2 separate regions of the Homo sapiens genome follow, and region 1 is linked to region 2. A link is an interaction called in ENCODE POLR2A ChIA-PET data of the cell type or tissue named here. Cell type or tissue: PC-9. All regions are shown on one strand. Links, peaks and the distances in the headings refer to the core of each region. The heading gives the core; the rest is flanking DNA. Region 1 overlaps SMCR8 (SMCR8-C9orf72 complex subunit). Region 2 holds the start of EVPLL (envoplakin like).

Region 1 (4,000 bases), core at 1-4,000, 57 kb before region 2:
GAATTCCTGGGGGAGGTGAGCAGTAGACGCCACCTGAGGGTATGATAAGATGAAACTGTTGTGGGCTGTGGCAGTTAGCGGGAGCAGTGGGTGGTCTGGGTCAAGTCCTGGTGTGCCACCACTCGCTGTCTGGATTCGGACCAACCATCTCATTCAGTCACCCAATCATGTTGAACACCTCTGAAGGGCTCCCGGGGCCCACCTGAGAGCCATCGGAAGGGTCCACGTTTAGTGCATGTCCAAAAAAACACAGCACAGTGCAGTGCTTGGCCCTGAGAAGCACTCAGAGGGTGGAACCGGCACCGACACAGGCAGGCAGACTGGGGCCTACCTGAGGCCCAGCTTTAAAAATCACGAGCAGGAGAGATGTCTTCGGTGGTTGTGACCTTCCTATCCTCGGAGGTGTTGCGCTGCAGAGGCTCTGCACTCTGAGCACCACGGCCCAGAAGTGTGCCTCCTCACTCAGGCCCACTGCTCACATGATGGACTCTCTTTCAGGACTCTCACCTCCGAACACCAGTCTTGCTGGCCCTTGATTTTTTTCACTCTGCCTGGAAATGCTTGTAGTTGGGTCAGCCATCTGTGGGGATAAGAGATGGCTAAACAACCAAGCTGGTATCCTGTCATTTGCGGGTTTTTTTGTTTTGTGTGTTTTTTGTTGTTGTTGTTGTTGGAGACAGAGTCTTGCTCTGTTGCCCAGGCTGGAGTGCAGTGATGTGATCTCAGCCCACTGCAGCCTCTGCTTCCTAGGCTCAGGTTATTCTCGTGCCTCAGCCTCTCCAGTAGCTGGGATTATAGGCGTGCGCCATCATGCCAGGCTAATTTTTGTATCTTTAGTAGAGACAGGGTTTCACCATGTTGGCCAGGCTGGTCTCAAATGATCGGCCCACCTCAGCCTTCCGAAGTACTGGGATTATAGGCGTGAGCCCGGCCCTGCTGTCATTTTAAGTGAACACCAGGGGTCATCCTATTGCTTACTAAGCAGCAGTCACAAGCCCAGACCGAAAAGCAGAGCACAGTTCTGCCTGGAGAAAGTGCTAGCCTAGCGTGTGTCAGAGGCCCTGGGTTGAGTCCTGGCTTGACCACTTGCTAGCTAGGTGACCTTGCACAAGCTGCCGCTTTACCCAGTCCTCTGTGTCCTCATTGGTGGAGAGGTGTCCTCCTGCGGCGGGCATGGTAAGTGCAATGTGAGGCTGCAGTTGGGGTGCCGTGCGCTTGGGGGCTGGAGAGCTGAGGCTTGTCCCTTCCCGTGTCATCTGGCCTCCTGAGGAGGAGCTTTATGGAAACAGAAGTGGAGGAACAGTTAGAATAGCCAGCTTCTTCCAAAAGAAGTGCCACCATTGGGGCAGGTGTCAGCTGCATCAGGGGATGCTGGGCCTGGGAACAGGTATCCCAGCAGAGACGGAGGGGCAAAAAGGTGGGAGGTGAGGCCTGGGTGCCCTGTGGCGGCAGCACCTGTGGAGCTGGATGTGCGGAGCTTGGGAGGTGTTTGACTCTGGCCAGCCCCACTTTAGGGAGGTGAGGGTGAAGGCGTTAGAGAGCTGAGAAGGTCCCGGAACACAGGGGCCATGCAGCATGGGTTGAGGAGAGCGTCTCACTGCCCTCATGAGCTTTCTTAGCTGTCAGCCACCTGCAGGCCCCAGTTCCTCCATGCCTGTGGGATGCATGTGGTCCATAGCCCAGTGCTGTCCCTATGGTCAGGATGCATGCAGTATGCATGGCCTGTCTCAGCTGTCCCATCTCTGTGACCTTGCTTTTGCCGTGGTCTGCCACACCCTCCTCAGTCCCTAGAGCCCACGCTGCTTCTGAGGGCCAGCTCTGAGGCAACTCCACGAATCCCCCAGGTCTTCCCAACTACAGCCTCTCCCAGGGAGAATGAGACCTTGTCTCCCTTCACTTCACTGTACTTGTGCACATTTCTTTTTTTCTCAATCAGACTGAGCTCATGCAGGACAAGAGTTCTAGGTCATTCTTCATTACAGTGTTAGCTCCCAGGTCAATGTTGGGATGTTATAGATGCTCTGTAAATGATTGTTAAATATACAAGAAGATAAAACCCAGGAAGGAAAAAGTACTGTGAGAGTACCTTGGTCCCAAGTCACCGTCAGTCCTTCTTACACCATACCTGTCTGACGTAAACCCTAAATGTCTGGGCCCTACAGGGCAGTCCCTGCTGCTCTGGGGAAGCTGCTTCAGGAGGGTGTTTAAGGAACCGCTCCCCTCACTGAGTGAACACTGGCTTTTCCTGGCTCTGATGTGCCAGGCATTGGGGGCATGAGACCAGATCAGGTGCAGTTCTGGGACCCTAGAATCTTGGAGCTGCTTGTCCAGTGGGGAGAAGCCAATGAACAAACAGCAGTCACCCCACTGGTCAGTGCTAGGCTAAAAGTAGTGATGGCGATGACAGCAGCGCCTACCGAGGGCCAGCATTGTCCTAAGCACAACTCATTTTGTCTCCACAGCGACCCCATGAGGGATGTAATAGTAGTAACTGGCCTGTACAGTGGCTCATGCCTGTAATCCCAAATCTTTGGGAGGCCAAGGCAGGAGGATCACTTGAGCTCAGCAGTTCAAGACCAGCCTGGGAAACATAGCAAACTTCCATCTCTACAAAAAATTATCTGGGTGTGGTGGCATACGCCTATAGTACCAAATACTTGGGAGGCCAAGGTGGGAGGATTCCTTGAGCCCAGGAGATGAAGGCTGCAGTGAGTCATGATCGTGCTACTGCACTCCAGCCTGCGCAACAGAGCAAGACCCTGTCTCTAAATAAATAAAAACAGTAGGAATGTTATCTCCATCTTATAGGTGAGGCTCAGAGAGGTTAATGAATTTGGCCAAGGTCACAGCAGGAAAGCAGGAGAGGATCAGGGAAGGCTGAATATGCTTTAAATTAAGCTAAGTACAAGAGAGAGAGGTTATTTCAGGCAGAAAGAAGAGGTTTTTTTGTTTGTTTTGTTTTTTAAGACAGAGTCTCGCTCTGTTGCCCAGGCTAGAGTGCAGTGGCACGATTTTGGCTCACTGCAAGCTCTGCCTCCTGGGTTCACAGCATTCTCCTGCCTCAGCCGCCCAAGTAGCTGGGACTACAGGCACCTGCCACCACACCCGGCTAATTTTTTGTATTTTTAGTAGAGACAGGGTTTCACCGTGTTAGCCAGGATGGTCTCGATCTCCTGACCTCACGATGCGCCTGCCTCGGCCTCCCAAAGTGCTGGGATTACAGGTGTGAGCCATTGCACCTGGCCTGAACAAAGAGGTTTGTAATTCTAAGGCCCCACTGAAAGCTTGCCATGGCTCCAAAAAAGAGTCCATTCAGCAGGAATCGGACCACAAAGGGCTTTGTGGGCCACCCAGCGTGTTTTTGACCTTGGTCATAAGAGTGGTGAGGAGCCCTTTGAAGATTACAATGATCAGATTTGTCTTCCAGGAAGAGCCAGTGCATGCTGGCTAGGTGGATGCTGGCCTGGGGACAGGAGGCCTCACCTCCCAAGCTTCTGCCTCCACTTTCCCGGCCCTTGCCCTTCCTCCTGACCTTGGCCTGTCTGTTTCAGAGTGGCCTCCCCTGCCGGTGCCGGTACCCTCCATGCCCTGAGCCGCTACAGCCGCTACACGAGCATCCTGGACCTTGACAACAAAACCCTGCGCTGCCCCCTTTACAGAGGCACCCTGGTGCCCCGCCTGGCAGACCACCGCACACAGATCAAGCGGGGCAGCACCTACTACCTGCATGTCCAGAGCATGCTCACCCAGCTCTGCTCCAAGGCCTTCCTCTACACCTTCTGCCACCACCTGCACCTGCCTACCCACGACAAGGAGACAGAGGAGCTGGTAGCCAGCCGCCAGATGAGCTTCCTAAAGCTGACCCTGGGTCTGGTGAATGAGGATGTTAGGGTGGTCCAGTACCTGGCTGAGCTGCTGAAGCTGCACTACATGCAGGAATCTCCAGGGACCAGCCACCCCATGCTCAGGTTTGACTATGTCCCCAGCTTTTTGTATAAAA
Region 2 (7,591 bases), core at 312-4,311:
TTGTCTCGCTCTGACTTCCTCTTCTCCCTCTCCCTTCCTCTCCCCAGGGCCCCACTTCCAATGACTGCCACCTCCCAGGGAGGGGCCAAGCTCAAAGGTGAAGCAGCCGGGCTCGGTGGCTGACGCCTGTAATCCCAGCTCTTTGGGAGGCTGAGGTGGGCGAATCTCCTGAGGTCAGGAGTTCGAGACCAGCCTGGCCAACATGCTGAAACCCCATCTATACTAAAAATACAAAAATTAACTGGGTGTGGTGGTGTGCACCTGTAGTCCCAGCTACTCAGGAGGCTGAGACAGGAGAATTGCTTGAACCTGGGAGGCAGGGGTTACAGTGAGCTGAGTTGGTGCCACTGCACTCCAGCCTGGGAGACAGAGCGAGACTCTGTCTCAAAAAAAAAAAAAAAAAAGAAAAGAAAAGGTGAGTCAGGGAGGCCAGGGGTGAGGCTGGCGTTGGCCCCCATAGTCATTCACACAAACGGCTCCTTTCTGAAGACAGTTGATTGCAGGCGTACAATGAGTGGTTAGAAGACAAGTGTCACCAGGAATAAAGTGGGAGCAGGCTGGGGCAGAGGCTGAGTGGCCAGTCATCTCTATTGGCATCTCACTCAAGACATGGGCCGGGAGCTGAGGACACTGGAGACCACTTTGTTTCCTCATTGCTGTCAGGGGCCTCTGCTGCCCTCCCCACCCCCACTGCCCCTGTCAGCTCCTCCACCTCTAGGAATGGGGGTTTACTGCATCCCCTCTCCATGGCCGAGTTCAGGAGCTTCCCATGAGATTCACCCAAAAAGGGCACAGGCCTTTTCTATCCCATGGGGGCCTGAGGCCAGTATCAGGTGTCGGTCCCTGGTCTCCCCCATCTGCTGGGACCTTTCTCTCCTGCCAGGCTGTTTTGTCCTCAGCGAGGCCTGCCAGGATGACCAGGTGATGTCACCCAGTCCGCCTGTTCCATCCCCTGGCTCCCCCTCAAGCCCTCCTTCCACTAAAACCACGGGGATTTCAGGAATGACCTGGAAAGCGACGCCACCTCTGCAGAAGGGGCCTGTTACGCTGGGCCAGTAAAATGAGCGCCTGGAAAGGGGGGTCCCATCGCCCCTTTCTTGAAGACGCTGAGGGTCACCACAGAAGGAAAAGGCAGCAGCCCTGGTCCCCAGTGTGAGGAAAAGACCAATAAGCTGGCATCACTCTCTGCCACTCAATCTGACTTCATAAAAGCCACCAGGGGCCATTTCTGGGTGGGGGAAGAGGCAGGTAGGAAAAGCCAAGTGCATCGGGCTCCCGGGCCTCAGCCAGAGCCCAGGCTTAGTGGCACCTGAAGCCAGCCCTGGTGCTGCTGCACTGTGCACACTTTATAAAATGGGGCCGGGCATGGTGGCTCATGCCTGTAATCCCAGCACTTTGGGAGGCCAAGGCGGGTGGATCACTTGAGGTCAGGAGTTCCAGACCAGCCTGGCCAACATGGTGAATCCCCTTCTCTGCTAAAAATACAAAAATTTTCTGGGCGTGGTGACGGACACCTGTAATCCCAGCTACTTGGGAGGCTGAGGCAGGAGAATCGCTTGAACCCGGCAGGCAGAGGTTGCAGTGAGCCGAGATCGTGCCTTTGCACTCCAGCCTGGGTGACAGAGCAAGACTTTGTCTCTTAAAAAAAAAAAAAATGGACCTTGTGCCAGTTGTCTGGAGTGAACGTCCCCTGGCTGCCCCATCATGTCAGTGGAGAACACAGAGCCAGGCCCTGGGCTGGCAGGACACCCCCTCCTCTCCTGGGGGATTGAGAGCTGTGGGTGGGGGCCAGCCTGGCAGCAGGGCCTCTGAGCTGGCTGGAGATGTTTATTAATCCTGAGCTCCAGAGCTGGGGCCTCTCCGCTGAGCCTGCGCCTGCATGTGCACGTCTGTCTCCAGACCCATCTGTCCTGGCCCAGCTCCTTCCCTATCTGGGTGTAATCGCCACCGCGCTCCCCTGGGCATGTGGGTGTAACAAGTCCAAACCTTCTGTGGGAGTCGGGCAGGCTCGGCCCCACCCTCAAGGCTGTGCCCTTTCCTCCCAGACTGGTTATGCAAGAGCAGGCATGAGTGTGGTTTTTGTGGGTGCATGCGCGGCAGGCCTGGGGCCTGGCCGCCTGCTGCCTCACCTGCAAGGAGGGGCCTCCCAGAAACTCCCTTCCCCAATGCCCAGCCGCCCCACCTTGCCAGACTTAGCTGACCAGCCAGCAAGGACGCCCGCTGCCTCCCACCTGCCCTCCTGCCCTCCTTCACCAGCCAAGCCCAGCCTGAGCCAGCACCTGCCTTTATGACCATGTTCAAGGGACTGAGCAAAGGCTCCCAGGGGAAGGGGTCCCCCAAGGACTCCCCAGCCAAGGGGTCCCCCAAAGGCTCCCCCAGCAAGCACAGCTGGTGAGTGGGACTAGGGGATGGGGAGCCAGGGAGCTAGGGTGGGGGTGGTGCCAGGCCCAGGTCCTTGAGCCACCTGGCGGCGGCCCAGAGCCCAGGACCAGCCCCGTGCTGGCATTTGGTGTCCCGAGGACAAAGGGCCCAGGGGTGGACTCTCTCCCTGCCTTGGGAGCCGCAGGCCCAGGCCGAACTTCAGCCCTGGCAGGAGGCAGGGGATGGCCTGGGGCTCCCTACATCCTCTAAGGGGGCCTGTGGGCCACAGATTGATGCTGCTCAGCGGGAGAAGTGCCGGACAGGAGCCTGCACTGATGCCCTCCTCTGCCAGAGGCTGGGACACAGGAGAGCCTGGTTGTGTGACTGCAGCTCTGCCCCAAGGCTCTACTTGGCTGGGATGACCCCTGGAGCCTGGGTGCAGGGCATGAGGACTGAGGGGGTGGGGTGGGATCCCTGGGGTAGGGATGCAGGGGCTGTGCTGCCTCCTGCCTAAGCCAGAGCCCTCCCCAGAGCTCTCACCCAGGGCCTTGTTGTATTGAAGAGTTAGGGGTTCATGGCTGGGCGCGGTAGCTCACGCCTATAATCCCTGACTTTAGGAGGCCAATGCGGGAGGATTCCTTGAGCCCAGGAGTTTGAGACCAGCCTGGGCAACATAGGGAGATCTTGTTTCTATAAAAAAAATAAAAATAAAAAACAGCCAGGTATGGTGGCTCATGCCTATTGCTTGAGCCCAGGAGTTTGAGGCTTCAGTGAGCCATGATCACACCACTGCGCTCCTGCCTGGGTGACAGACTGTGACTCTGTCTTTAAAAAAAAAAAAAATCCTGGTGCAATACCTCATGCCTGCAATCCTACCACTTTGGGAGGCTGAGGCGGGTGGATGACTTGAGCCCAGGAGTTGGAGACCAGCCTGGGCAACATGACGAAATCCCATCTCTATAAAAAATATACAAAAATTATCTGGATGTAGTGGTGCATGCCTGTAGTCAGAGCTACTTGGGAGGCTGAGGTGAGAGGATCACTTGAGCCCGGGAAGTCGAGGCTGCAGTGAGCCGTGATCACTCAACTGCACTCTAGCCTGGGTGACAGAGCAAGACCCTGTCTGTTAAAACAAAACAGAATAGAGCTGGGGCTTCCTTTTCCAGTGGGTGTGGTGCAGGGGGCACTGGGCCTCCCTTGGACCACCCGGTTCTCTGGGGCCCAGCCTCAGCTCTCTGTGGATGGATTGGGTGGCGCTCTTCCCACTCACTGGCTTCAGCTCATCTGCAGAGGAGGCAGCAGCCCGCCTGGGTCCAGGGTGTCGAGATAAGCTCAGGGATGAAAAGCTGGTGTGGGAGTGGGGGTGCCCATTACCCCGATAGGGATCAAGGCACCAACAGACACCGAGTCTGGGCGTCTGGGCCGACGGGAAAGACAGTGGTTAAGACTCTCAGCTAACACTCTCACTGAGTGACCTGTCCTCCCTGGGGCACCTGAGCCCCACCCAGGGTGGAGTGTGCAGCTCCTGGTGGGAGCAGCCATCCCAGGAGGCGGGACCTGAGCAGGAGTGCCCAGGGCCCAGCACCTGCAGCTCCCACTGTCCAGGCAGGCTCCCCAGCAGTGTGCTCCTGGCCTGGGGCAGCTCAGTCCTCAGGGCCCTGTTGGCTCTGGATCACCTCACGTGCGATCCACTCGTTTGACATGAACTTACTGAGCACTTACTGCATGCCAGGACTGTTCTAGGCACTGGAGATGTCGCTGTAGACAGAACCAACAGGCCCCTGCCTTCAAGGCACTAGCCCTCTAGTGGGATAAAAACTAACACGTGCTGGGTGCCGACTCTGCACCAGGCCTGCACTGGATGTTTCAGACAGATAAATTCAATTAATGCTCACAATAGCCCTAAGGCATAGATATTTTTATTAAAATCCTGCTTTACGAGTGAGGAACCTCAGGCACAGAGAGGTTGAGTAACTTGCCCAAGGTCACACAGCATTAATGATGGAGAAAGATGAAACCAGGCTGTCTTGGCCACAGAGTTCTTCCAGACTGCTGTGCCTTCACCAGCACTGTCCCGTTGCCTGGGGGGGCCCATCCTTTGACCCAGTTCAAGGCTTCCCCTGCCCCAGGATAATGATCCCCCATAAGGCACTGTGCTCATAAGGCTTGGACCAATCTGCCCTCTTTTAGGTCTGCTTGGCCTTGTGACCTCCACAGAGTGACTGCATGCACACAGCAGGTGCTCTATGGAGGCTGCAGGGCGAATGCACAGAAAAAGCCCTGGGGTGGAAGCAAGGTTTCCCCTCCGTCCCTGACCACGTAACTCAGAGCAAGTTAGGGCACAATCTGGGCTTTGAACCCTCAACTCTGGAGAATGTTAGGGTGCCCAGCAGTCTCTTGCGCCTGCCCCCGCTCCCCGACTCTGACAGTGTGAGGCTCCTCTAGACGGCTGCTGAAGCCAGCACTCTGGCAAAGCTCCCTGGGGTGGAGGAGGTATAGGGGAACACAGGGCTGGAGTGGGAGGAGGTGGGGGTGGGGGGCATGCTGCTGCCTCCCTGCCCCAGCCAGCCCAACTGCCCCTCCCAGGGCCCAGCCAGGCTGGCTCAGGTACTACCGGCTCACAGGGGGGAAGTGGCAGGCAGCTGGGTGGGGTCGGGAACTCACTGCCAGCACAGCTGGCTGAGGCTGGGACACCGAGGCCGCCTGACACCCAGCACCACACAGACCTGAGACCCTCACCTTTTGACCCCTCATGTGGCGGGGCAGTGCTAACACCCCCAACCAGGTCTAGCTCACAGAGCCTCCTGCAGAGAGAGACCCCAAAGTCAGGGCAGTGTGCTAGGCTGTGGGGGCGGGATGGGGTGGAGAGAGGGCAGGGGACGCCACCTGGATGGGGCACAGAGGGGCCTCTTCCACCGAGCTGCCCACTGTCCCCTCCACCCACCAAGAATGCCACCCAGGAGCTGACCCTGCTCATCTCCCACATGCAAGCCAGCGCCGACCAGGTGGAGCGGGACATCCTGGAGACGCAGAAGAGGCTGCAGCAGGTGAGAACCCGGCAGCAGTTGGCAGGGTGTGGGCAGGCTGGGTGGCATGGGAGGCCCATCATCAGGCCTGGCACTCCCTGAGTGCCCCCTGGTGATGGTGAAGATGGGACAGATGACATTTGTCCTGCACCGCCTGTCCCCTAACACACGGTGGGAGAGAGGGCTCAACTTCCTTCTTTGCTGGGCTCCCCTGTGTCTTTGTCACCTGCCTCATGGACGCCCTGGGCCTGACCCTGTGCCTGGCGTGGGCCTCGAGGTTGGCCAGCATAGCTGGGGTCCCAAAGGTGGGGCTCAGGCCCACAATGATGGGCAGCAGGGGTGTGGGGGCTCTGGACCCTGGCAAGTCTGCCCATCCCCTGCCCACAGGACCGGCTGAACAGTGAGCAGAGCCAGGCCCTGCAGCACCAGCAGGAGACGGGCAGCAGCCTGAAGGAGGCCGAGGTGCTGCTCAAGGACCTCTTCCTGGACGTGGACAAGGCCCGGCGGCTCAAGCACCCGCAGGCTGAGGAGACTGAGAAGGAGTGAGTGGGGCTGCGGCAGGGCTGGGGGTCCCTGGGGAAGACCCAGGCCCAGCCCTGACCTGCTGGCCACCTTCTTGACAGCATCGAGCAGCTGCACGAGCGGGTGACCCAGGAGTGTGCGGAGTACTGTGCCCTGTACGAGAAGATGGTGCTGCCGCCCCGACGTGGGATCCAAGGTCGACTGGGCACACGTGCTGGAGCAGAAACAGGTCAGGAGCTCAAAGTCACACCCCAGTGTGATCAGAGGGTGATACGGAACTGCATTTAACCCAGGGCCTGACTGTAGGCTTGAACAGTCAGTGTATAGTGGTGTCTCAGGGGTCTGGGCAGGGAGACAGCAGAGGAGACAGTGCAGTCAGGGAAGACTTCCTGTAGGAGGAGGCACATGAAGAGACCTCAGAGGGGTGAGAGGGCTCGGTTGGGTCAGGGTGAAGTAGTGAGGAGAGGACAATTCCAGAAAGAAGGAGCAAAGGCACCTGCCAGGAGGAAGCCTAGGATTCGATGGGAAGTGGGGATTTCTGGCCAGGTGGGCAGAGCCAGGACATGGGGCATTCTGATCCCTGGTTGAGGAGTTGTGCTTTGATGCCACACAGAAGGGGTGTCATCATGACAATAGAGGAACAGTGGGGAAGGGCCCGGGTGCAGCAGGGCGTTCTGAGGGCCCTAGAGCTTGGCTGGAGGTGTCCAGGCAGGAAGCACTGAGGCTGGGTCACAGACAAGGCAGGATGGAGCTGGAGACTTCTGAGGCTGAGCCCAGCGTCTGGGAACCAGTGGGACTCAGGGGCCACTGCAGAATGGCCTCTGCAGTGGCCACCCTGCAGAGCAGAATGGCTCACCCTGGGTGAGCTGCAGGGCGTGCACCCGGGCTGCTCTCAGGCTCGTCCACGCTCTGCCCAAATGACCAAGTCCACTTCTCCGGGTGGGAGACGTGTGGGGTTCTCTGGCTCTCCACCCTGGTCCTGTGGTGACTGAGCCGCCGGCTCTCCTGCAGAAGCTGGTCTGCGCAGGCCAGTATGGGCCGGGCATGGCGGAGCTGGAGGAACAGATCGCGGAGCTCAACATCGTGCAGAAGGAGATCAACGACCAAGGAGAGCAGCTGCGGAGCCTGGTGGGGCCGGTGGGTGAGCCGGGAAGATGTTACATCCGGGGCCAGCCCCAGCCCCTGTTTTTCCAGTCAGAGCCGGAGCTAGATCGGCTGGGCCCTGGGGATAGGGGTGGGTGGGGTATGGCTTGCCCAGATCTTAGGGGGCCGTCTCCCTGTGCCCCACCTCTCACGGGCTTGTTTCTCCCCTTGGTCAAGGCAGGATGCCGCCACCATCCGGAGCCAATACCGAGACCTACTGGTGAGCAGGAGGGAGGGTCGGGCAGGGTGGCTGCAGGTGGGCCTGGGTGGCCGCCCGGACCCTGCCCGGGGCCAGTGTTCCTGAGCGCCGCCCAATGGCGCCTTTTGCCCCCCACTTTCTCTCTCCCCACCCTGCTGCTGGCGGCGGGTCCTGAGCACAGAGGGCGGCGTCGTGGCGCGGGCAGAGCCTGGGCAGCCTGTACACGCACTGCAGGGCTGCACGTGGCAGCTGAGCGCCCTGGCGGAGCAGCAGCGCCGCATCCTGCAGCAGGACTGGAGCGACCTCATGGCCGACCCTGCGGGCGTGCGGCGGGAATACG

What was found. ChIA-PET counts read pairs that join two places held together with the same protein. Peaks named below come from ENCODE experiments on the same cell type or tissue, not always from the same donor. Only the 100,000 strongest peaks of a DNase experiment are listed, where the experiment ranks them.
Region 1: POLR2A ChIA-PET joins it to region 2 with 7 read pairs; 15 of 35 experiments call an interaction of 5 or more read pairs at or near these places.

What each region holds. Positions count from the first base shown.
Region 1 is chr17:18,319,066-18,323,065 of GRCh38, forward strand. SMCR8 (SMCR8-C9orf72 complex subunit) reads left to right here. Exons shown (of 2, transcript NM_144775.3): 2 at 3,552-4,000. Among named protein-coding and RNA genes, the nearest start is that of SMCR8, 5.8 kb to the left of the region's middle. RefSeq lists a silencer at 2,424-2,616 and enhancers at 3,128-3,629, 3,630-4,000. In PC-9, for the core only: CTCF peaks have their summits at 965 (motif pointing right) and 2,408; no DNase peak of the experiment used is centred there.
Region 2 is chr17:18,375,593-18,383,183 of GRCh38, forward strand. EVPLL (envoplakin like) reads left to right here and starts at 2,186. Exons shown (of 11, transcript NM_001145127.2): 1 at 2,186-2,391; 2 at 5,310-5,408; 3 at 5,775-5,929; 4 at 6,011-6,138; 5 at 6,921-7,046; 6 at 7,234-7,272; 7 at 7,433-7,591. The coding sequence starts at 5,346. RefSeq lists enhancers at 4,487-4,988, 6,932-7,503, 7,504-7,591 and a silencer at 7,586-7,591. In PC-9, for the core only: no CTCF peak of the experiment used is centred there; a DNase peak (open chromatin) is centred at 2,049.